2 separate regions of the Homo sapiens genome follow, and region 1 is linked to region 2. Evidence: chromatin loops called from intact Hi-C (ENCODE). Cell type or tissue: CD4-positive, alpha-beta T cell. All regions are shown on one strand. Each heading gives the region's core, and the rest is flanking DNA. Links, peaks and the distances in the headings are about the cores only. Region 1 has its middle 50 kb from the start of ATP2B4. Region 2 holds the start of LOC105371688 (a long non-coding RNA gene).

Evidence for each region. A loop is a pair of places that touch in the nucleus more often than their neighbours do. Peaks named below come from ENCODE experiments on the same cell type or tissue, not always from the same donor. Only the 100,000 strongest peaks of a DNase experiment are listed, where the experiment ranks them.
Region 1: a loop joins it to region 2, with 1.8 times the contacts of the local background. A loop is called at or near these places in 3 of 110 quality-filtered maps.

Annotation. Positions count from the first base shown.
Region 1 is chr1:203,570,084-203,582,616 of GRCh38, reverse strand. No RefSeq gene overlaps it. Among named protein-coding and RNA genes, the nearest start is that of ATP2B4, 50 kb to the left of the region's middle. RefSeq lists an enhancer at 9,757-10,639. In CD4-positive, alpha-beta T cell, for the core only: no CTCF peak of the experiment used is centred there; no DNase peak of the experiment used is centred there.
Region 2 is chr1:203,513,097-203,525,629 of GRCh38, reverse strand. LOC105371688 (a long non-coding RNA gene) reads left to right here and starts at 6,232. Exons shown (of 5, transcript XR_007066807.1): 1 at 6,232-6,289; 2 at 6,807-12,118. It overlaps LOC124904488 (a long non-coding RNA gene), which reads right to left. Exons shown (of 3, transcript XR_007066809.1): 2 at 11,904-11,987. RefSeq lists enhancers at 2,655-3,485, 5,151-5,983, 5,984-6,815, 7,648-8,479, 12,356-12,405 and 1 more and a silencer at 7,875-8,169. In CD4-positive, alpha-beta T cell, for the core only: no CTCF peak of the experiment used is centred there; a DNase peak (open chromatin) is centred at 5,109.

The DNA.
Region 1 (12,533 bases), core at 2,637-10,636, 56 kb before region 2:
TGGGAAGAAAACGTGGCTGCCATCCTACATGGACTCCTGGAATTGTTGCCTTAGGAAAAAAAAAAATGCATGTAAATTTTATTGTCTCTTCATGCCACCAATTGTATACCAAAATTCAAGGAACTAATTCTGTGCCCCACAATTTTCCTGTTCCCCCTCTTCCCTAGGGTCTATCACCCAGCTAATCCAGCTCAGAGGAGCTCAGATGGGGAAGCTTTCCCTAGGGGCATGAGAGGGCTGGATGCTCCCTTCACTTTAGCTCTGTCTGGTCTCCAGAGAAGCCCCCCAAGGGGCCGCAAGTTGGGAGCTGCTGTCTGCCTGTTTGGGATATTTGCCTGGGTTCTGGAAGGGCAGTCATATCATTTTCATTAGTGTTGACCCATTGCTGCCTATTACCTTGCTCCTTCTGGGGGTTCCCTCTGTTTCCTCCTTCATGCACCTCCCTTCTCAGTAATTAACAGGGCCTGGAAGAGCATCCCTCCAACAGACGGCCAAAAGGCAGAGCAGGCAGCCGTGACAGTGGCAGTGCCAGCAAAAGGACAGGCGATTAAAACAAAATGATTCATCTTGGGAATGAGTGCAAATCGCTTTCCATTTACAGGAATTGGGGCCGTGTTCCAAACAGCCTTTGTGGGCTCATTGGGGAGACAGGAGTCTGGTCCATTGACCATTAAGTAATGAGCTCCTCTGAGTGCTCCCTGCTGACTCTACAGAGGGGCATCTGGCGGGCAATGTGGGCGGGAGAGCCAGCGAGTGGGCAGGGAGACCTGGGGCTGCTCGGCTTAGTTAGGACACAGGGAAAGTGGAGCAGGGCCCCTGCAGGTGGGGACCCTGGTGATTATGGAGATCCAGAGTGCTCCTGGGCACCTTGTTATTGGAGACCAACAGAAAGGAGTCAGGCTGCCCACCTAACTCTTTGCTCTGCCACCAGGGATTCCAGAGCCCACAAGGTTATTTAAAGAGTATTTGCAGAGTGTGCCAGTCATGGTGCAGGCACTGGGGAGTCAGAGAAGAATAAGACAAGGATCTTGTCCTCAAGGGACTTATAGTCCAGGGTGGGTGATGGGCAGTTCAACAAAGGGGAGCCAAGGATAAGAGCTCTGCGACAGGCTGGGTGCGGTGGCTCACGCCTATATTCCTAGCACATTTGAAGGCTAAGGCAGGAGGATTGCTTGAGCTTGGGAGCTCAAGGCAAGCCTGGGCAAAATAGTGAGAACCTATCTACAAAAAATAATAAGAAAATTAGCTGGATGTGGTGGTAGTGTGTGCCTGTTGTCCAAGCTACTTGGGAGGCTGAGGTGGGAGGAATGCTTGAGTCTGGGAGGTTGAGGCTGCAGTGAGCCAAGATTGCACCACTGCCCTCCAGCCTGGGTGACAGAGCAAGATCCTGTCTCATAACAAAAAAACTAGCTGGGCGTGGTGGTACGTGCCTGTAGTCCCAGCTACTCAGGAGGCTGAGGCACAAGAATTGCTTGAACCTGGGAGGTGGAGGTTGCAGTGAGCCAAGATCACATCACTGCGCTCCAGCCTGAGCAACAGAGCAAGACTCCATCTCAAAAACAGAACAAAACAAAACCCCAAACAAAGCAAAATTCTATGATAGAAACAGATGGAGGCCATAATAGTGGGGATAGGAAGAGTTCAGTCCTACCTGGCAGGGGTGGGGCACCCGAGTGACTCTTGAGCTGGGTCCTAAAGATGACTAAGTATTCTCCAAGTGGGATGGTGGTGGGGCAGCCGAGTGGAATGGGGAATTAATCCAGCTAGAGAGATGAGCCTGAGGAAAGGACAATGAAAGGACCTGTGCCTGGCTGTGTCGGGGAGAGGAAGGCAAGTGGACACAGGCCGAGGCTCATAGGAATGCCTTACTAAAGAGCTTGGACTGAGCCTAGAGGCTATGGGAGCCACTGAAAAGGTTAAAGCAGGGGTGTGATGAGGTCAGGCTGTATTTTTAAGCAACTTCTGGCCATCCTGGGGCTTTTCAATCATATCTCATCCAGGCAAGCCCACTATAGTCCAAAAAAGAATCTAAAACAGGTATCACAGACTGTTAACATTTGTTTTAAAAGAGTAGTTGCAGGCCAGGTGTGGTGGCTCATGCCTGTAATCCCAGCACTTTGGGAGGCCGAGGCAGGTGGATCACGAGGTCAGGAGTTCAAGACCAGCCTGGCCAAGATGGTGAAACCCTGTCTCTACACAAATACAAAATACAAAAACAAAACAAAACAAAACAAAAATAGCTGGGCCAGGCACAGTGGCTCATGCCTGTAATCCCAGCACTTTGGGAGGCCAAGGTGGGCAGATCATCTGAGGTCAGGAGTTCGAGACCAGCCTGACCAACATTGTGAAGCCTCATGTCTACTAAAAACTCAAAATTAGCTGGGCATGGTGGTGCACCCTTGTAATCCCAGCTACTCAGGAGGTTGAGGCAGAAGAATCGCTTGAAGCCGGGAGGCAGAGGTTGCAGTGAGCTGAGATCGAGCCATTGCATTCCAGCCTGGGCAATAAGAGCAAAACTCCATCTCAAAACAAAAACAAAAACAAAAACAAATGCCAGGTGTGGTGGTGGGTGCCTATAATCCCAGCTACTCAGGAGGCTGAGGCAGAGAATTGCTTGAACCCAAGAGGCGGAGGTTGCAGTGAGCCGAGATAGCACCACTGCACTCCATCCTGGTGACAGAGCAAGACTCCATCTCAAAATGAAATAAAATGAAATACAATAAAATAAAAGTAGCTACATGGGTGTCCGTTATTTTATTTTCTGTACTTTTAAAAAGGTTTTAAATTTCAGAATTAATAATGAATGAGTATCCATATGATAGAATACTGTGCAGTGTTGAAGAATGAAGGTGAAAACATGTATTCTGTCATGACAAAATGCCTGTGGTATATTTTAAATAGCAAAATAGAATATATAGTATGATTGTATTTTTGTAAGAACAACAAATAAAGTGAATGTGGCAGGAAATGTACCAAACTATTAACAATGACAAAGTTACTATTGCAGGGTGGGATTCAGATACTGATGAGGGAAAGGGGAATTTTCATTTTCTAGTCTATGCCTTTTAGAATTGTATACATCTTAAAAATGACCTTGCATTATTCATTATTTTAAAACAAAAACCCACTTTTGGGGGGATAACTGTTTTTTCTTTTCTTTTTCCTTTTTTTTTTTTTTTTTTGAAACGGAGCCTCGCTCTGTCACCCAGGCTGGAGTGCAGCGGCGTGATCTTGGCTCACTGCAACCTCCACCACCTCCAGGGTTCAAGTGATTCTCCTGCCTCAGCCTCCCAAGTAGCTGGGACTACAGGTGTGAGCCACCACGCTTGGCTAATTTTTGTATTTTTAGTAGAGATGGGGTTTCACCATGCTGGTCAGGCTGGTCTCCAAACTCCTGACCTCAAGTGATCTGCCCACCTCGGCCTCCCAAAGTGCTGGGGTTACAGGCATGTGCCACCTGGCCCTAGGGGGTAACTATTTATTTTCATGCAATTTCAAACCCAAAGACAAGTTGCAAGAGGCCGGGCATATTTAATTAGCCAGTTGTGGTGGCATGTGCCTGTATGTAGTCTTAGCTACTTGGGAGGCTGAGGTAGAAAGATTGCTTGAGCCTAGGAGTTGGAGGCTGCAGTGAGCTATGATCGCACCACTGCACTCCAGCCTGGACAGCAGAGTGAGACCCTGCATCCAAAAAAAAAAAAAAAAAAAAAAAGGAACTCCCATACACTATTTAGACTTCACCACTTGCTAATATCTTGCCCTACACCACACAACATACATTTTTAAAAAGATCATCCATTACTTCCATTTTTGCAAACCCCAGTGGCCACTTGCAGTTTATCTTTTTGGGCCTCTCCGCTGCTTCTGACCCTGTTGTCCTCTCCTTCCTTCCTGAAACCTCCCATTTCTTGTCTTCTGTGGCCCTGAGTCTTCGCTGGTTTTCCTTCTACTTCTCTGACTCTCTGACTTCCCTCTAGCATTGTCTTTCTTAGAGGCCGCTTTTTCAGCACCCCTTAAACATGGGAGTTTCTCAAAGTTCAAGCCTGAGCCCACTGCTTGGCTTTGTGTGTTTTCTTCCTGGGAGAGCTGGTTCACTTCCATCCACTGAAGCTATGATCCATTTGCTGATGAAGCCCAAATCCGTGTCTTCAGCTGCCACCTCTCCCTTCAGTTTCCTATGCTCATATTCAAATGCCTGTTAGACACATGCTCTTAAGTAGTCCACAAACATTCTATACTCAACTTGTCTCAAACATATCATCATCACCCCTCCCTCCTGCTAACTATTCTCTTTCTGTGTCCTCCATCTCAGATAATGGCACCACATCTTTCACTTTGACAATGGCAATCAACTCCTAATTGGTCTCCCTGACTACAGTCTTCCTCTACGTAAATTCACTCTCACACTATAGTCAACGTGACACCCCTAAAATGCAAATTTCACCACATCAGGCACTGAGAAAACCTGTCAATGAGTCTCCATTACCTGCAGGTTGAAGTCAAGCCCGTTAGTCTGGCACACGTGGCTGTACCTGGTTCCACCTGGCTTCTCCGGCTCTTGTCATGTCCCCATCACCTCTGCATCCCATTCCACATTGGCCTGTGTGTCCATGTGTTTGCTCATGCTGCCTCCTTAGCAGGAGCCCCCTCCCACCTCTCTCCCCTTGACTGACCCATCCATCAACACTGAGCTCAACGGGCGTCTCCTCCAGCTGGAAGTGTCCCTTTATTGTGTTCCCATTGCATTCTTCTTCTTCTCTTACTTCTATCTAACAATTTTTTTAAATAATGCTTTTGTGCCATGAAAGGTGACCAGGGCATGCTTTTATTTTTATTTATTTATTGAGACAAGGTTTTGCTTTGTTGTCAAGGCTGGAGTGCAATGGCGCAATCATGGCTCACTGTAGCCTCGATATTTCCAGGCTCAAGTGGGCCTTCTGGTGTGCACCACTATGCCTGGCTAATACTTTTATTTTTGTTGAGATGGGGGTCTCACTACATTGCCTAGGCTGGTCTTGAACTCCTAGCCTCAAACTATCTTCCAGTCTTAGCTTCCCAAAGTGCTGGGATTACAGGCGCGAGCCACTGCTCTCTGCCGAACAAATTTTCATAGTCTCAGGCTTTGTCTGTGTCTCTCTCACTGCTCTGTAAATCCCGGAATGAACGGGGTTTGCATGTGCTTATGTATACCATCTTGTACCTTTGTATCCTTAGTGCCTTAGTGCAGTGCCTAGCATGTAGTAGACATGTAATAAATGTTTGATTAACTGAGGTAGGCATTCACTATTTATTCACCCCTCTCTGCCTCTTTTCCCTGGCAGCAGCAAGCTCAATCCCATGCCCTCTGTTTCCCCATCAGTAGTTACATTCCAGGCCTCAGCTCCTTGGTTGCAGACCCCTGTCCAACGGGTTTGGCTCCTATGTGGTCTTTCTCCTGGCACTTCTCTCCCTCATCTTCTCTTCTGCTTCTTCCCTTCTATTTTGATCAGCTCTTGCTACCCTCCTGTATCTTTCCAGATGCTTCTCTCCCACTCTTCTCCCCTGTGGGGGCCACTCAGGGCAGATCCAGCCCACTCCTGGCCCAGGTGTCTGCATCAGGACTTTATATAATTACCTTCACAATGGGGCCTAATGACTGGAAAGCGTTTTCATCTCAACCCACACAATTCCAGATTTACAGCCACCAAGGCCTCCGGGTTACAGCTGGATGCATACCCCACCAGGTCCCTCTCTAGAGTATCTTTTGGAAGATGTACCTTACAGCTCTTTAAGAAAGAGGATCACTTGCTAACAGCTTTTCTGTCTAGTACTTTTAAACATAAGCACTTAGCTTCGTTCCTTAGTTCTCTGCGCCCCAACTCTGTAGTGAGGATCGCATTCATCATACTCCACCAGGCACGTAAGATGCTCTAAGCTGATCTTCTTTCATGTGAGGACCCTCAGGGATGAACATATTCATTCTGTCATTCGCTCACACATTTACTGAGCTCCCACTACCACTGCCCATGGGGATGGGGACAGAGGATACCGACAAGGGGTCACAGATGAGTATGTCCCCCTCTAAGACCCAAAGGAACTCACGGTCTGGTGAGGAAGACAAATCTGAAAACCACTTTGCTAAAATAAGAAGGCCTTGGTGGAGGTAAATATCAGGTACTATGAAAACATAGAGGGGTCACTGAAGCGTGCTTAGGTAGGAGGAAGGTTTTTGTTTTTTTTTTTGTTTTTTTGTGTTTGTTTGTTTGTTTGCTTGTTTTTTGGTTTTTTAGAAGGAATTTTTCCTCTTCTCTCTCTCTCTCTCTCTCTTTTTTTTTTTTTTTTTGAGACAGAATTTCGCTCTTGTTGCCCAGGCTGGAGTGCGATGGCGCTATCTCCGCTCACCGCAACCTCTGCCTCCTAGGTTCAAGCAATTCTCCTGCCTCGGCCTCCCAAGTAGCTGGGATTACAGGCATGCGCCACCATGCCTGGCTAATTTTGTATTTTTAGTAGAGACAGGGTTTCTCCATGTTGGTCAGGCTGGTCTCGAACTCCTGACCTCAGGTGATCCCCCCACCTCAGCCTCCCAAAGTGCTGGGATTACACGCATGAGCCACCGCGCCCAGCCCGGAATTTTTCCCTTGTTGTCCAGGCTGGAGTACAATGGCACGATCTCGACTCACTGCAACCTCCACCTCCCGGGTTCAAGTGATTCTCCTGCCTCAGCCTCCCAAGTAGCTGGGATTACAGGTGTGTACCTCCACGCCTGGCTAATTTTGTGTTTTTAGTAGAGACGGGGTTTCACCATGTTGGTCAGGCTGGTCTTGAACTCCTGACCTCAGGTGATCCACCTGCCTTGGCCTCCCAAAGTGCTGGGATTACAGGCGTGAGCCACTGTGCCCAGCCTGGAGGGAGGTTTTACAGGAGTTCATTCGAGGAGTGAATAGGAATTGATGAGGCAGACAGGGACAGTGGAGTTGACACTTGTCATGTTTTTGATTGTCCAGTACTGAGCAACTTTCCTATTTTGGAGGGAATTCCTCATTATAGGAGTCTTAGTTGGGGAAGCATTCTACCTTTGACCACATGCTGATGAGGGCAGGGTTTGTGTCTCCCTGCTCCCCCCGAACCCCCGCCACAAATGTGGCATGGGCAGAGTGAGGGTGGGGTGAGGATGGGCCCTGGAAGCTGAGCTCAGCCAATCTGGTGCTCCCATTGGGATCTTTGGGACCTGGGCAGGAGCAGTCATTCGTAGCAGTGGTGGTCATTTTGGACTCCTTCAGGAACAGTATCTAGTGTTGGGGGTGGTGTGGATGGTGAGGGGCAGAACCAGCAGCAGTGCCCTAACAAGGTGCTCCCTGTCTTGTGATCTTGGAGTGTTCTCTGCCACCAGCATCCCTTGGTTCCCGACTTTGAGGGCAGGTGCTGCCCATCAACTCTTGAGCTAACAGAATTTAACTTTCTAGATTATTCTTTTTTTTTTTTTTGAGACTGGGTCTCACTCTGTCACCCAGGCTGGAGTGCAGTGGTGCAATCTCCGCTCACTGCACCCTCCACCTCCTGGGTTCAAGCAATTCTCCTGCCTCAGCCTTCTGAGTAGCTGAGATCACAGGCACCCGCCACCATGCCCAGCTAATTTTTGTATTTTTAGTAGAGACGGGGTTTCACCATGTTGGCCAGGCTGGTCTTGAACTCCTGACCTCAGGTGATCCACCGCCTTAGCCTCCCAAAGTGTTGGGATTACAGGCGTGAGCCACTGAGCCTGGCCCAGACTATTCTTTGTCTGCTGGTTAGTGAGAGATGGTTTCTGTTGTTCACAACTGAGTTCCTTGTCTGATCTAGGCTGGAAAGAACCTTGAGGAAGCTGGGCAGTGTAGAATACAGAATTTGGGGGAAGGTAGGTAGGGTGATGTGGCTGGAGCACTGGAAAATGTTAAAAAGACTTGGGGGCCGGGTGTGGTGGCCCACCCCTGTAATCCTAACACTTTGGGAGGCCAAGGCAGGCGGATCACCTGAGGTCAGTAGTTCAAGACCAGCCTGGCCAACATGGTGAAACCCCGTCTCTACTAAAAATACAAAAAATTAGCTGGGCATGATGGTGGGCACCTGTAATCCCAGCTACTCGGGAGACTGAGGCGAGAGAATTGCTTGGACCTGGGAGGCAGAGGAGTGCATTGGTGAGCTGAGATCGCACCAATGGACTCCAGCCTGGGCAAAAAGAGTGAAACTCCGTCTCAAAAAAAAAAAAAAAAAGACTGGGAAGATGGAGATGGGCAGGGAGAGGTACAAGATAAAGGGCCCTGTCAACCAGGCTAAGAAATTTGCCTTTTTCCCATTAGGATAAACGGGCAACCACTGAAGAGTTTAAGTAGGGAGGGTCTCAGTAAGGCTAGTACCTTAGGAAGATCATAGGGTACTGATGATGATCTTCCTATGGGAAGATCAGTGCGATGGGTGTGAGCAGGGCCGCTACTGACCCTGGGTGAGATTTAGAAAAAGGAGCCTCCAACTAACGCAGGAGCAGAAAACAAAATACTGCATGTTCTCCCTTATAAGTGGGAGCTAAATGAGAGAACGCATGGACACGTCGAGGGGAACAACACACACTGGGGCCTACCGGAGGGTGGGGTGGTAGGAGGGAGAGGATCAGGAAAAAGAACTGATGGTGACCCTCCTCCAGGCAGCCTCTGTCCTACAGGAGGCACTGGTTGGCTGGATTTCAGCCCCAGTTCACCCCTTCCGTGGGCACCATTGTGCAGAGCACAGGTGGGGCAATAGTTCCCAGGGGTCTGGATTCTAGGACCCAGCACTCTCCCTGATCCTAAGGAGCTTACATTATTGCCTCTACTTTGCCTTCTTCTCCTGATGACAACCCCTTTCTCCCCTGGCCAGCGAGACCACCTCTCTCAGTTCCTCATCTTTGAGAAAATAAGGCCACTTTCTTAGCTGGTTCTCAAAACACGATCCTGTCTTTATTTCAGGCAGAAATCGGCTTTCTGGACAGGGCCTCACCCGAAGCTGGTTGCGCTAGCCTCTCTAATTCTCATGCCCAGAAATCCTCCCTTGGTTTTTTTGTTTGTTTGTTCGAGGCAGGGTCTTGCTCTGTCACCCAGACTGGAGTGCAGTGGCACAATTACGGCTCATTGCAGCCTCAACCTTCCGGGTTGAAGTGATCCTTTCACCTCAGCCTCCCAAGTAGCTAGGACTATAGGCACGCATCACCACACCTAGCTACATTTTACAATTTTTGTAGAGACAGGGCTTCACTATGTTGCCCAGGCTGGTCTCAAACTCCTGGGCTCAAGCAATCCTCCCACCTCAGCCACCCAAAGTGCTGAGATTGCAGGTGTGCACCACCAAGCCTGGCCCTGCTGGGTTTTCCTTAGGCATCTACTCTTGAACCCACGTAAGCCTTCCAGGAAAAGCAATGGCTAGGCTCCTGGCTGATAAGTGGGAAGGTCAGCTGCATAGGTGAATGCTTGTGTATGGAGGAAGGGGTGACCCCCTGCCCTCAGCCCCTAGGCCATCATGTGCTAAGTGGTCCTGTGGCACACAAAGGCTCTAAACCATGGATTCTGGAATCTTCCTGCCAACAGAACCTCAGGGATTATTTGGCCTAAGCTCCCACTTGAAGTAGGAGTCTTCTTTATAGGAGCCTCCTGTAAAGATGGGCATTCAGCACCTGCTTGAATACCTCCAGTGATGGAGGACTCACTACTCGATGTAGCAGCTTGTGTCTCAGTGACATTGAGCAGTGTATTTAGGTGACCTTTGCAAGGTCACACATCACTCTGTGACTGCTGCCTGGAACTACGGGGCTATTCCTCCATATCCCTTTCTCTGCTTGCTGCCTCCTCCTGCTCCCAGGACTCACCTCCTAGGGTAGCCTGACTGGCACGCTGTCTCTGGAGCCACCACGCCGGAGGTGGCAGGGTGCTGTTGGAGTGGGTGAGCTGCCTGGGGTGCCAAACTTCTCCAGCCCTGCAAGACTCAGAGGAGAGGGGGATGGAAGTAGTGTGGGTGTGTGGCTCTGTGGGGTGGGCAGGGTGGATTTTTTTCCCTATTTGTTTTCCATTTTTCTCTCCTCCCGGTGGTTGGGCTGGCTGATTGGAGGTGCGGGTGTGTGGGGGTGGTGTGTGCTTGTGTGTGCACGCGTGTGCGTGTGTGCATGCACAGCTGTGTGGGAGGGCATCCGTGCAGGAGGCTTCACGCTGGAGCGGCCTCTCCTTGCTGACCAACTCTGACAGAGCTCCCACTGATTTGGCCTTAGAAAGTTTCATGGTTTTGACAGGAACAAAACAGAAGATGCAGATAGGCTGTGCGGTTTCCTTGGCAACTCGAAAACATGGGTGGGGGAGGGGATGGTGGGAACCAGAGAGAAGGGAGTGATTGGGCTCCACCACTCAGCTCTGTCCCCCCTCTTTTTTCCCTCAAAATAGCTCAGGATAAAATGTTGAACCATTCTCAGCATTCCTGTCCCTGGCCCACAGGAATGGAGAAGGAACTCAGCAGCAAGGAAGGCGCAGAGGTGCCCCTCGGATAAGGGAAGCAAGAGATCTGCCTTCTAGAGGATTCTGACGCCTCTTATTCTCTTTCTTATCAAGCTGACTTGTCTCCTCTACCTTCCACTCCCTTATTTTGTTATCCCGGCAGCTTTAAGGACTCACCTTCCCCAAACTAACCCAAGGAAAACCAGAATCCCACGCTCCCAGGTTCTCTACCTTAGAGTGACGTGACTGGTAAGGAAGCAAGGAGTGGGTGTCTCTCCTCCCCTCACCAGCCACGAAACCTTGGGACAGCTCCATTCCTAGAAAGCAGGAGACTGAACTAAGTCGGAGGTGGATGACGGAGACTGTTCATTAAGGAATAAAGACGTTGGGCCAGGCATGGTGGCTCACTCCTGTAATCCCAGTACTTTAGGAAGCTGAGGCGGGCAGATCATGAGGTCAGGGGTTCAAGACCAGCCTGGCCAACATAGTGAAATCCCGTCTCTACTAAAAATACACATAGTAGCTGGGCGTGGTGGTGTGCACCTGTAATCCCAGCTGCTAGAGAGGCTGAGGCAGGAGAATCGCGTGAACCGGGGAGGCAGAGGTTGCAGTAAGCCAATATCGCACGATTGCACTCCAGCCTGGGCAACAGTGAGAGACTCTGTCACCAAAAAAAAAAAAAAAAAAGAAAGAAAGAAAGAAAAGAAATAAAGATGTTTATTACTAATTAGTGAGACTGTCTCCCCTACTGCAAGTTCACCTCCCAAGTGAACGTGCTCAGACCACCTGCCCTAGAGGCAGCACCCCAGAGCTCCAGTAAGACCCATGCCCAGCAATTCTTTTTTCCTTTTGAAAAAGGGTCTCACGTTGTCACCCAGGCTGGAGTGCAGTGGCACGATCTCGGCTCATTGCAGCCTCGACCTCCCCAATTCAAGCAATCCTCCTGCCTCAGTCCCCTAAGTGGCTGGGACCACAGGCATGCACCACCACATTAGCCTGGCGAATTTTTTTTTTTTTTTTTTTTTTTTAGAGACAGAGTTTCACCATGTTGCCCAAGCTGATCTTGAACTCCTGAGCTCAAGCAATCCACCCACCTCAATCATCCAAAGTGCTGGGATTACAGGCATGAGCACCACGTGCCTGGCCTTATGCCCATCAATTCCTTTTTTTTTTTTCCTTGGGACAGGGTCACGCTCTGTCACACAGGCTGGAGTGCAGTGGTGAGATCTTGGCTCACTGCAGCTTAGACTTCCAAGGCTCAAGTAATGTCCCCACCTCAGCCTCTCTGGTAGCTGGGACCACAGGCATGCATCATCATGCCCAGCTAATTTTTGCATTTTTTCTTCTTTTTCTGGTAGAGACAGGGTTTCGCCATGTTGGCCAGGCTGGTCTCAAACTCCTGGACTCAAGCGATCTGCGCACCTCGGCCTCCCAAAGTGCTGGGACTACAGGCGTGAGCCACTGTGCCCAGCCCTATGCCCAGCAATTCTCGACAGCCCCCTGGCCCTTTTCTAAAGCATAGGCCTCTGGATCTAATTAGACCCATCCCCTTCCCTGGTCCCTCTTATCTTGGGCACTGGAATTCTTTTACCTGAGAATATGGAGGTTCTGAAGACATTTTTGCATACATTTTTAAAACCAAACAACCCTAATGCTACCCCAGTCCTGCAACGGAACTTTAGTGGTGGCCATGCAGCCTGCCCTTGGCACAACTCAGACACCAGGGAAGGGGACCTTGGGGGGCTCTTGGAGCAGCCATTCCCTGTCTGGGTGTTGAATGTATTTAGGGAGCAGGAGACAGGCAGGAGAAGAGAGCTGAGAGGCTGTGGGGCCCCTGTGTTCACAGTCTCCTGGATGAGTCAGTGGAGGAAGGGGTGCTGGGCTGGGAGTGAAGAGGCCAGAGTTCTAGTCTCGCTCAGGCTCTGACCAGCTGTGGGTGGGAGGAAGACAGCCACGCTTCGGTGGCCACATTCCTGCAGTAAGCTTGGGACATACAGTCTGACAGACACTTGGGGGTGTGGTGAGGGACCATGAAGCAGAAAATTTGCAGTGAAACAGATGGTTGCC
Region 2 (12,533 bases), core at 1,701-9,700:
AGCAACTGGCTATGACAGCAGAAAAAGAAAACAGCCAGGTCTCTATTCCCAGAGGACCAGTCTGTAGGGGAGGCTGTTCCGGGATGAGCTTGTTAGCAGAGAAATTTAATTTACTGCCCTCCCACCAGGCTGAAGGTTCTGTGCCTCCATAGAGTCTCCCTCCTGAGCACCCCAGGTTCTTTATGAGAAGTCCTATTGGTCTCAAGGTGAAGGTGTGGAGAATGGAAAATCTCAGGCTGGCTCAAGAGATTGCAGAGTTATCCCCAGGAGAAGATCCCAGGGCTCCAGCTTCGGTGCATCCTCCCACTCTGCCTTATTCGGCTTTGCTGGAAATTCCTCAGTCTCGGTCTCTGGAATGGGTCAAATCTGGGCTTGAATGACAGACAGCATTCATTCACAAACACCTGTTGAGGCCTATTGTGTGCCAGGAGTGCTAAGGTAAAGGAATACTGGGATAAAAACACAGCCTATAATCTGAAAGGCATCTCCCTGGGGAGACAGGCACATACGCAATGACACTATAGTGGGACAAGTGCTGCAATAGGTCTACCCACTAAAGCATGTAAGAGGGACACCTACGGCATGCATGTGGTGAGGCAGGGGTGCAGGGGGCAGGGCTGATTCTGAGCTGATCCTTATGAATGGGTTAGCCAAGTCCAAAAAAGGGTGGGGGATAGGGAAGGGTGTCTCCAGAAGAGGAAACAGCCTGGAGCAAACAGAGGGAGGCATTTAGGAGCCCCCGTGTTGTCTGCAATGGGGTGTCCAGTGCTGTGAGAGACGATAGGGTGTGCATACAGGCCTTGGCATCAAATTGCAGAGGCAGGCTGCCCAAGTGTGCTTTGGGTTCTGTGATGCTGGGAAGTCTATACAATGGGAACAAATAGGACCAGCTTCATGGGGATTTGGGGAGGTAATGAGCAAATGAGATGATCTTTATGAAGTACTTAGCACAGTGTCTAGCTAGGGGTTAGCAGTCTATATATTGCTGTTAGCAGTTCATATCATTACTGATGAATTGTATGATCTTGCAAAAGTTATTTTATAGCTCCCATCCTCAGTTTTCTCATCTGTAAAATGGCGTATTTGTTTGTTTGTTTTTCACAATCTATTCAGTTGTGAACAGATCAAGGGACTGCCTTACTGACTTTAACTTCCCATCTCCTAAGGCAGTGCCCAGTATACAAAGATCAGTCTCTTTTCCTTCCCTTTCCTTTCATTCTTCCAGCCCACTTAGGGCCTAACTGCTCAAAAGAGTGGCTATTTGTTCTCCTTTCAGTTCCGGGGACATTTTGCTCTATACTCAACTTCCAAAAATAGATCTGACTCCAAGTTCCGCACTCTTTCCACTAAACTCCAGTTGCCACAACAAATTTTTAGTCTAACAATGATGTATCGATTTTTGCCTAAAAAATTAGCAATGCATTTTTTTACAAGCCAGTGGTGGTAAGTTTACAGAGAAACAGGCAAGTTTATACATTGCTAATATAATGCTTCAGGTGCAATACATAAACCACTAAAATCCTTTAGGATAGCTAACTGATAATATGCATCAAAAACCTAAACATGTTCAGGTTATTTTTTTCTCAGTAATTCTTGATTCTGACAATCCCAAGGGAATAATCCTAACCACACAAAGAAACTGGTTGCACAAATATATTTGTTGCCACATTACTGATAATAAGGAAAAATCAGAAACAATCTGTGTAATCAATCCTAAGAGAACAGTTAACTAAATCATGATAGAGCCACTTCCTCAAATTTATGAGGTACCCAGAGTAGTCAAATTCACAGAGGCAGGAGGTAGAATGGCGGTTGCTTGGGCCTAGGGGAGAAGAGCGCAGGAAGTTGTTTTTGTTTGTTTGTTTGTTTTTTGAGACGGAGTCTGTCTCTGTTGCCCAGGCTGGAGTGCAGTGGCGTGATCTCAACTCACTGCAACCCCCGCCTCCCAGGTTCAAGCGATTCTCCTGCCTCAGCCTCTTGAGTAGCTGGGACTACAGGCGCCCGCCATCACATTCGGCTAATTTGTTTGTATTTTTAGTAGAGACGGGGTTTCACTGTGTTAGCCAGGATGGTCTCGATCTCCTGACCTCGTGATCTGCCTACTTCGGCCTCCCAAAGTGCTGGGATTACAGGCGTGAGCCACCGCGCCCGGCCTTGCATGGCCATTTCTAATGAATACCTTAATATCGTCCTCATAAAACTCCTCCTCTGGAGACAAACGAACTCCTCCTCTGAAAGGCGGTGGCTGAGTAGACCAGCTCACTTAGTTTTAGGCTTTTTAGAGTAGATCAGACACATGGAAGGGCTAGGCAAGGATGTCACCAGAAAAAGCACTCTAGAGGGCCTCTGGGTTGGTGTCATGTTCCCACAGCCATGAGGACGGCCTGGTCCGTATTCAAGACCTAGACAAAGTGGAGAAGAAGGAACAAGAGGTGCTCTGCCACAGACCCAGGACGCTTCCACGCTTGCCAGTGCTTGTTAGAAACGCATTTTGAAACATTCTCAGACTCTGGGATGGGGGTTTACATACGAAGGGGAACAGGATAGTGCTAAATATCATAATTGGCAGGGTCTGGGAGTGAGGGCATGAGGAGGACCTTGGGGCACCTAGTGCACCAGCAGTCAATATTGTTTATTGAGTGTCTACTACGTGCCAGCCGTGGAGGTATAGAAGCCGCATAGAAAGGGATGAAGTGCACAGACAGTAAAGTTGGGCCACCTGGTTCAAGTCCTGGATCTACCACTTAAGGTTTCATCACATTGGGTACGTTACTTAACCAACTCTGCGACTCAGTTTCCTCATCTGCAAAGTGAGGATAACATCTACCTTGTTGGCTATTATGAGGATTCAGTGAGTTGATAGCAGCAAAATGCTTTAAGCAATGCCTGGCACATGGTAAGCATGATGTACATTTCTATTAAATGAGATTCAATAAATTACCAGCCCCATGCTGCTCAGGAAGTGAGACACTCTCAAAACCTGAACTCCAAACCCCAGACTCAGGCTCAGCAGTTGTCCGCTCGTCTCCATGCACAGAGTTCCTCACGCCTCTCTCTTTCCCTACCCACCTTCCTAATATTCCCTTTGTCTCCTCCCATCCAGGCAGGGAGCTTTTATTCAGGTCGGTGAAAGGAGTGGGCGTGGGGGCCGCGGAGCTCCAGAGGCTGGGGGCAGGGTGAAGCCAGGCCGGCTGCTCTGGCTGGCCGCCGTGCCTCCTGCCGGGCTCCAGGAGGGCATGCCAAGAGCAGAGGGATGCAGATTGGGCTGGAGGCAGATTAATATAATCACTGTATTACCAGCCCCACTCACTCCCCTACTCTTTTCCCTAATGGTGATTATTATACTTATTAGAGGCTCAGCTGCCAATGGTTATTGATGCTCCCTGCTGCAGCATTTTAATCAGGGCTGGAAGCTATTGTTGGAAACACCAGCCTCCAGGGCCCCAGGACAGGTGCAGAGTGGGGCATCGGGACCTTTTCAGCCAGGCAGGTGAGGTCCCCAGGGCTCCAGAGTCATAGAGAGAACTCAACCCACAAACACCCTGCCTCTGTCTGGTGGCAGGGAAGGGGGGATGGAGAGGGGAATGGCACCACCCTGGGCTTCCCTCCACGGAGGCCAGCTGGCGGTTTTTTCCAGCTGGGGCATAGCTGGGGCTGCCTCTGCTGGGTACACCACCAATTCTCCTCCTCACACCAGGGAGGATTCCCTTTTCTGCCCCCTCCACCATCACCCAGCGTCCTCCCCACTCCCCTGTGCCTGCTGGTGCTGAGGGGCGAACTGAATCTGTTTGGGTGTCTGTGGAACAGGTAAGGAGTGGTGATGGTGGGTGGGAAGCGCCTAGCTGGGCTGTGGCCACAACATGCTGGTCATTTATCTGGGGCTGGGGTGAGGGTGAGAGAGAATTCATGCTTGTTGAACCCACACTAGGTTTCAGGCATGTGTCAGGAGCTTCGCCCATGTTATCTCCTTTATCACATCAGCCTTTCCAATGCCGCACTTTCCAGCACACTTGACAGAGGAAACAGAAACTCAGAGAATCAGAGTGGCGTGCCCAAGGTCACTCAGCTAGGATGGGGCAGGGCTGGGATTGGAGCCAGGGCATACACTCTTATAGATGAGAAAAACCCCATGGCAGATCACTGGTGGCAGAATCTTCCAGATCTATGCAGATATCAGTCCTGCATGGTCCAACTCTGTTCTCTGTAGGCTCTAACCACCCTGATTAAGCGTAGAGTCATCCCACATGTAATCACCAGAGAACTAAGCCTGCCCTGTGTGAGAGCCACCTGCCTGGGCTCTGGAGTCAGTGATGGCTCTGGACTGGGGGGATATCCTGTGGCCCAAGCTGTGACTCCCGGTGTGCCCACTAGGCACCCTCCTGCATTAGCGTGCTGAGGGTAAGACCACCCTGGCTGGTGGAAGCCTTTGTCTGTTACCGCCTCAGGGTTACTGGGGGCGGGTTAGGGGGGTGGTTTCTGAGGCTGACTGAGGCGTGGCACCCTCCCACTGCCCAGGATGTGATTATGTCTTGAGTTCATACAAGTTCATGGCACATAAAGCCCTGACAGCAAATGCAGAGGGGAGGAGGGCCAATAAAAGCCAAGTGAAAATGTAATAAATCAAAAATATTAACTATTTCATACACCCACAAATGGTCTTGTAATGTGAGCATTTTTCAGTTCTACTGAAAATATGATGTGGATTAGGTGTTAACAGTTAAAAATGATCACAGGCCTTTGTGGTGGACACTGGTGAGTTCTGGGTCTAGATGAGGGCCCACCTGTCTGCTCCAAAGTGTCCATGACAGGCGATGTCCCAGACACATTGTTGCTGAATGTCTGTACTGAAACATCTCTTAGAAGTCCTGTAGCTGGTGCTGTTTTGACATCTGGGCCCCTCTACTTTCCAAGAGAAGACAGGATGGAGGAGGCAGACATGAGTGCCTCCTAGGCACCCTGCACACCAGAACGCCCCAGGAAAAGGGCTTTCTTTCCTCCTCAGGGTGCACCAAGAACTTCTCTGCTCTCCTCCGTCTGCCTGGCTTCTCTCCTTCCCTTTGTTTCTGTCTGAGTCGCCTTAGGGACTAACGCAATGGTGGACAATGATGTCATCTCTGAGATCACTTTGGCAGACTGGCTCCTGGGCCTCTGATAGAATTGCCCACTTCCCCTGTCTCTCCTGTGGGGCATGGCTGGCCAGCCACAGTCTTGGTCCAGTCTTCCCTGCAGTGTCCCACCCCGAAGGCTGAGTCTCTTTGGCATTAGAGCCAGCCCTTCAAAAAACAAAGCAAAACTGTTTTGTACCTTTTCCTCTGTCCCCTCCCCACCATGCACCAGCTCCTCTGGGATCTTTCAGAGGACAGCAGATGCACCTGGGCCCAGCTCCTCACCCAAAGGGCCTCTGGTGTTGAATGGCCCTCAGCCCAGGCATTTCTGACCCCACTCCCCACCCTGTGTGTTGCTCCCAGCCACCCCGGGCCTGACCAGCTCAGCCATTTCATCCTTTGTCTACTGACTGGCATCATTCCCATGGCTGCACCCCCAGTTGTGGACACCCAACCCTGCTCACAGTGAGGATGCATTCCTTTCCAGGAGAAAGCACCTTGGGGAGGTAGGGCTGGCAGCCCCCCAATGAACGCTCTGTGCGTCATGTGGCAAAGAATACCACCGTCCTGAGCCTTAGAGATTTTTCTTAACTGTAAAACGCAGATGGGATCTGATTGAACGTGTGGATCAAATGAGACCATGGGTGTACAGTGCTTAATCCCATGTCTGGCACACAGTGGCTGTCCTATAGGCCCTACTGCCTCTCTCCCTTTCCTCTTTCTGGCTAAGTTGTGTCCTAGCTGTAGCATATGGTTGGGGCAGGGAACATGATAGACCTAGGAGGTGTTCGGCACCTGGGAGGCCTGGTGTTGGCTGGGGCTGCAGTATTGCTGCTGGGTCACCTTGGCCTCACCTGTGTCACCTGATTTCCACTCCCAAGGAGTGACGTATCTGGATCCACACAACTCCAATGACTCCTAATCAGCCCTGACACTTGGTGAATGAGTCACAGCAAGCAATACACAGAGATGAAAGGAGCCAGCATTGTGATCTTGGTTATGATAATGAGCTTGATGAGCTTCTCCCAGGGAAACTTGGAGATGCATGAGAGAGGCAGGCTGCCTCTGTCCCTGCCCTGACAAATGGGATGCTAATACAAAGGGTCTCTGTTAACTCCCCTGCCCCCTCAAACACACACACCTGCTGCTCCTGGGCTGTTCTGATGGCACGGTATCCTGGGAAGGTAAGCTTTTGGGGGTGAGCGGGGAGAGAAGGGGCAGCTCCAGAGGGGAGGAGCTGAGATACATGCTCCAGGAACTGTCCGGCAGCAGTGGGAAGGAGCTGAGATACGTGTTCCAGGAACTGTCCGGCGGTTTCTTACAGACCCAGAGCAGCCCCATACCTCGGTCACCAGGACTGCTGGCTGGTCTCAAAAGGGGATCAAAGTGGGAGACCTTCGGGCAGGTCATACTTCTCTTACAGCAGGACAATAGCTTCTGTTTGTGGAGCTCTAAGTATCAAATAGTGGTAAGCACTATGTGTGTGCACATTATTTAATCCGATCCTCATGACAGCCCTGAGTAGGATAGTATTTCCATTTTGCAGATGGAGAAAGTAAAACAGGAGAACAATAACTTACCTAGTGGCAGAACTAAGATTTAAACCCAGGTCCATCTGCATGCACTAACCAGACCAGGCCTTGTTTAAGGAGGAAGTGCAGTCTAAAGCATCTTTTCTCCCTATTTTCTCTTCCTGGTCAGGGGAGCAAGTGCGAGGTGTGTATTAGTGGAAGTCCAGCAGAAGAGATGGCGAATGTAACAGGGCTGGGCTAAGGGGAGCTGGCGAGGGAGTGCAGAGCACCTTGAAGGCAGCAGAGCAGAGTCATTTGGGACCTGGAGAGCGCACGGCTGGAGGAGGGGCTGCCCCACAGAAGCGTGGCCTTCACAGGGGAGAACCACGGTCACCCCAGGCCCAGCAGGGTGTGTAAGTGAGTGGAGAGCAATCCACAGCCTTTCATCCTCACAGTCAGGTCTCCATAACTGACCCTACCAAAGGCCTGGTTGGTGCAGCCTTAGAAGTCAATCCTTCAGGTACGGGGTGCAGAGCAGGGTGGGGCAGAGTGGAGAGTGGGAGGTGGGGTACAGGGAGCCTCTGGAGCTTTCTTTCTGTTATTATTTTGTGTGTGCTTTGAGACAGGGTCTTGCTGTGTTGCCCAGGCTGGAGTGCAGCAGCATGATCACAGCTCGCTACGGCCTCGACCTCCTGGCCTCAAGTGATCCTCCTACTTCAGCCTCCTGAGTAGCTGGGACTACAGGCTTGCATCACCATGCCTGGCTGATTTTTTATTTTTATTTTTTGTAAAGATGAGGTCTCACTATGTTGCCCAGGTTGGCCTCAAACTCCTGGGCTCAAGCCATCCTCCAGCCTTGGCCTCCCAAAGTGCTGGGATTACAGGTGTAAGCCACCATGCCTGGACTCTCTGGAGCTTTCTGAGGAACAGACAGGGTGGCAGTGACGCTCTGTGCCCCCGAGAGGGGGTGGGCTGGAAAGCAGAACATGCTATTCTGTGTGCGCCCAGGGCAGCTTCATCCTTCTGGCTTCTCTGACCACCACCAGCCATGCTGGGTGCAAGAGCCCCAAGGGAGGGCCCCTGTTCTTTCCCTGGGGTACCCAGAGGATTTCCCATACTTGCATAGGACCTGGGGGTCAGGAGGGGGAGGAATCAGGAAGAAGAAGCCGCCTCTGAGAGAAGGAGTGGGAGAGAGCCAGCAGCAGAGCTGTCTCCCAGCTTCTCACTTTCAGAAACACACTCGCTGCCGCAGCCTTTTATTCTTCCTACAAATTTGTACTGCACACTTACTGTGGGCAAGGCCAGTTCCTGCCAAGCACAAGCTTGTGCTTAGGCAGCTGTCAGTGTGGGCACGCCCTCCATGGCTGCCTGGCCTGAGGGCAGGCTCATTAAGCGAATGAGGAGGGGCAGTGTCAGTTCACCGGCTGCCTCCTCCGAGGAATCTTCCAGCCCACCCCAGCCCAAGGCTCCCTTCCTGTCCCGAGCACCATGTCTGTCACTGTTAGCATTATTGCCTACAGTTACTGCCCCCCAAGTATAACCTCCCCAGGACCCATACCTAGGAGGGAGGGAACTACAGGCAGTGGAGGCCTCTGCTTAGAGATGCTCTGTAATTCTGACTGCCCCATGCTCACCTCTGGAAAGAGAGGCAGTTCAATTACCCAACCAATAATGTAGCCATTTTCTGTCTGTTGGGCAGGTGAGACCAATAATACCAGCTGCCCCCAGCTCCAGTCCCCCCTCCCCTGGCTCAGCATCTTAGCACATTTGTTGCTTAGCAAGGGAGGGTGGTTCCCATGACTTTCTGTTTCTTTGCTCCCCACTCACCTAGCAGCTGATGGGGAGTGGGAGGACAGTGGTCGCCTGTCAGCTTCCCTGCTGTCTTATGTGCACATGGCAGGGGTGCCGTACAGCCTGGAGGCCTGGACAAATGGAATTCAAGGGCTGGGGAAAGAGTGGGCTGAGGCCTTACCGGTCACACCTACAGGCTGCCGAGCCTGCCAGGCAGCTTCAATTGCAGGGTTCGGCTCCCAGAGAGAATGGCTGCTGTTCTATTCTACCTTGGTCCCTGGGATGGAAACCTGATTGGATTGAATCCTAGGATATGTCATTTTCCCTCTGCTAGCTGCTGGTCCCAGCGTCTCCCATACCTGATGGTGTGAGGCTGGACCAGAGCCGGTATCTATGCCAGGAGAGTCTGGGGCTTGGCCTGTTTCTGGGGCACTGGGGCACTGGGGCAGGGAATAGGTCTTGGCTGCTAGGTGAGCTACTCCTCAATGCACCCAGGAGCTTTCCAGATCCATAGCCCTGAAGAGAGAAGAGAGAAGATCTCACGGACTGTTGATCTTTCACCTTTCCCTCTCTGCTGTCCCCAACCTGTCATCTGTGCCACAGAACTGAGGACCTAGTTGGAGAGACAGACAGGTGAGATAGATGGCTGAGAGAGGGACCAAACTGCCCCACCCCCAGCCAGCCCTTAAGAACCTCCTTTTAAAATTGCTTTGCATCATATTTCTCTCCCTGCTCAGCCCCACTGGCTCCAGCAGCTCTGGCCTCCTCATCCATCATGCTGGCTGCAGGGCACGAGCGTATGTCTTGCAGAGAAACCTTTCTGCCCTAGGCCTCCAAGGGGAAGGGCTCAGCTGTCAGAGAAGAGGGCCGTTTCCAAAGGGGTCAAAGCGCTGGACCCTCCAGGATTGATGGGCTATGAATTATGGATGTCGCATCCGCCAGTCCCAAGGCTCCAGAGCCAGAGAGGGTATCCCTGCCTTCCTTCTTTGTTGGCGTCTTCTCTCTGGCATCCCTTTAGCGTTCGCTCATTTCATATTAGGTGCCTTCCTGTACTGATGTTACTTGTCGGTTGCTTTGTTTAATGGATGGGGTTGATGTGCACCCCCGCCCTAATCAACCGGGACCCCTGAGCATAAGGGCTGCTCCTCTTCCATGGCTAGTATCAGCCACACTTAGGTGCTCAGTATCATGCGGTCACCTAGTCTTACGAAGAATGAAGAGTGGCTCCAGGAGTCTATGAAGGCAGCAGTGAGGCCAGACGGTGCACAAAGTGGCCACAGGGACTAACTTCCTCCCCCCAGCAAACAGCATTTCACTGTGCTCTGAGCAAGGATTGCCCCAACTCTTTCCTCCTTTACCCCCACTTCTTCCTTCCTTTGGGGTCGCTGGCCTCTCCTTCTGCTGCCCCACCCCACTCTGCTTGCATTCCCAGGCCTGTCCCTGGCAGGGGCTCTCCCAAGCAGTGTTCCCTCTGCCCAGCCCCACCTCCACCTTTCTCCCCTGCCACATGCCCACATGCTCAGGTAGCCCCCTCATGCCCTCCCCTGGATTCAGCTGTTCCCTCTGCCAAAGAGTCCTACCTCTGTGGAATGATTTTCAGCTCTTACCCTGAATGGCTCCTTGGACATCTCCGAACCCTTCTCCCATCCAACTCTGCTACCTCTGTTCTCACACAGTACTCACATCTTCCTCTAATCTACATGCATCAGCCTCCTCACCAATTCCTCAGACTCCAGGCTTGTCCCCATCAGTCACAGCCACCTTTCACAGAACTTCCCAAATCTCCACCTGAGCCTTCTGACCAATCACCCCTCCATGAAACTCCAGCAGGAGCTCCTTTCATGCTCTGCCCCCTGAAGCCGCCTCTCCTGCCCTCTCCACCCCCACCTCTGCTCACGCCACATGCGCCAGCTGCTGCCTGCACAGTGCTCCCTCTGTTGAGGGTCCCCGAGTGCCTTCCTTCCCCCACCCTATGCCCAGGAGCTTCCACCAGTCCTAGGTGTCCTGGTCCAGCGTCCCTGCTTTCAGGATCCTTCTTTGGTCTTTGCCTCCTCATGAACTGGCTGCTCCACATTGGTGCTGCCATTGGCCATGTGCATGCCTCTGTCCCCACTTACTGCTTTATTTTTATTTTATTTTATTTTTTGAGACAGAGTCTCGCTCTGTTGCCCAGGCTGGAGTGCAGTGGTGTATTCTCGGCTCACTGCAACCTCTGCCTCTCCAGGTTCAAGCGATTCTTCCACCTCAGCCTTCTGAGTAGCTGGGATTACAGGTGCTTGCCACCATGCCCAGCTAATTTTTGTATTTTTAGTAGAGACGGGGTTTCACCATGTTGGCCAGGCTGGTCTCAAACTCCTGACCTCAGGCAATCCACCTGCCTTGGCCTCCCAAAGTGCTGGGATTACAGGCGTGAGCCACCGCTCCAGGCCACTGCTTGGTATTTTAATGTTCTATTCCTGTACCTGTGCAACTCCCTCCCCACCTCCTTGCCCTGCTGTATGTCTCACATCTCCAGCACCTGGAGTCCCTGGCATGTAAGAAAGGCCTCTACATCCTGAACAAGGGAAATACATTGAATGAAGGAATGACTAGAAGTGAGCCGGTCCGGTGGGCAGAGGCTCACAGGTAGGGGTTGAAAGCGTGGGCGTATGGAGAGGCAGGCTGGAGGAGCAGCATTTGAGGTAAATTAGAAAATAGCGCGAGATTTAGCCACAGGGGGAGAAAGGCTTTCAATATACAAAACACCCCTTCCCTCGCTGCTCCTGTCAGCACCTTCTCAAAGCGAGGAAAATAAATCTGTTTTCTTTATGACAAAGCCTGATTTGATGATAAACCCTCTCAGCTTCCCGGGAGGTGGCAGTGACTCTGATAGGTGGGGAGGAGGCAGGAGTAGGTAAAGGAAGCGGGGGCTGGGGGAGAGAAAAAAAGAGAGAGAGAGACTGAGGCGGGGGAGGAGAGGGAGAGAAAGCGCTTGTTCTGTGCGCTGATTACTAATGCGGTGGAAAAGCTGGGCAGGTTCTGGAGGGAGGCATTTATCCTGCATGAGAAAGCAGGCAGTGTGTTTCAGAAGCTATCCACAGGCCCCCCCGCCGCCAAGCTAGAGGGAAGGAGATGGGGAAGGAGAGGGCCGGGCAGGACCTGGGGCTTGGCTCTGCCCTGAGCCACAGCATGAAGAGGGACAGAGCTGCTGAACTCTTGGCTCTCAGGGCCACAGTCACCTGGGGCCCTTCTTTTTCCAGGGGGCTGCTTCATCCGCCGAAGTCGCAGCCTTCTTCCTTGGGGACGTGTTTACAGGGTCACTTGGCTCCTTTCTCTACCTTTCTGGAGGGTGGGGGAAACCCAGCCCCATTCCTGGCACCTAAAGTTGGAAACTGAGGGAGGCTCCTGGGAGTCCCCGTCCCTGAGGGAGGGGTGGTGTCTTTGGGGTGGCTGGGTCTGAGCAGCGTGTGGATGCCGGGGAGCCAGGGGGCATACCCCTGTAACTTTCCTCTCTTACCATGAAGAGAAGCAGAGCCGTCTGCCACAGGGTTAGGCAACTTGTCCCTCATCCCTTGTGGGGACCCCTCTCTGAGTAGCCTTCCTGTTAAGAAAACAAAAGAACATGTGAGATCACGGAGCTGCAGACTGCACCTTGGAGATCACTGAATCTTCTCTTCTCTTGGCCAGAGGAGGGGATAGAAGAAAGCAGACATGCCTGAGGCCACACAGCTGGTTAGTATCCAAGCGGGAGCAGTGGCCCCTTCTACCCAAATTCCAGTCTCCACAGTGCAGCCCCAAACAGGGGCCTCTGCTTCTCCTGTAACCCAAATCAAACAAGGCCTTCCTGCGTCTACTGTGAGGCACACTTCAAGCTGGAGACACACCCTAAAGAACCCAGTATCTGACTCTAAAAGCTTTAAGACACAGTGAAGCACCTGCCTGAGTCTTCTGGAGACGGTGGCCTGCATTACACCCACACTTCCTTCAAATGCTCTCTGTTCCCTTTCTTCAAAGCCCCACACCTCCTGGAAGCTGCTCACTTTCTCCCTCCCTCTGCAGGCTCCAGCCCATGAGGGGTTCCTGCCCTTTCTCCACCGCCCCTCTTCTAGGTCTCCTTTCTCCATTTCTGTTCCCCATTTCCACTCGT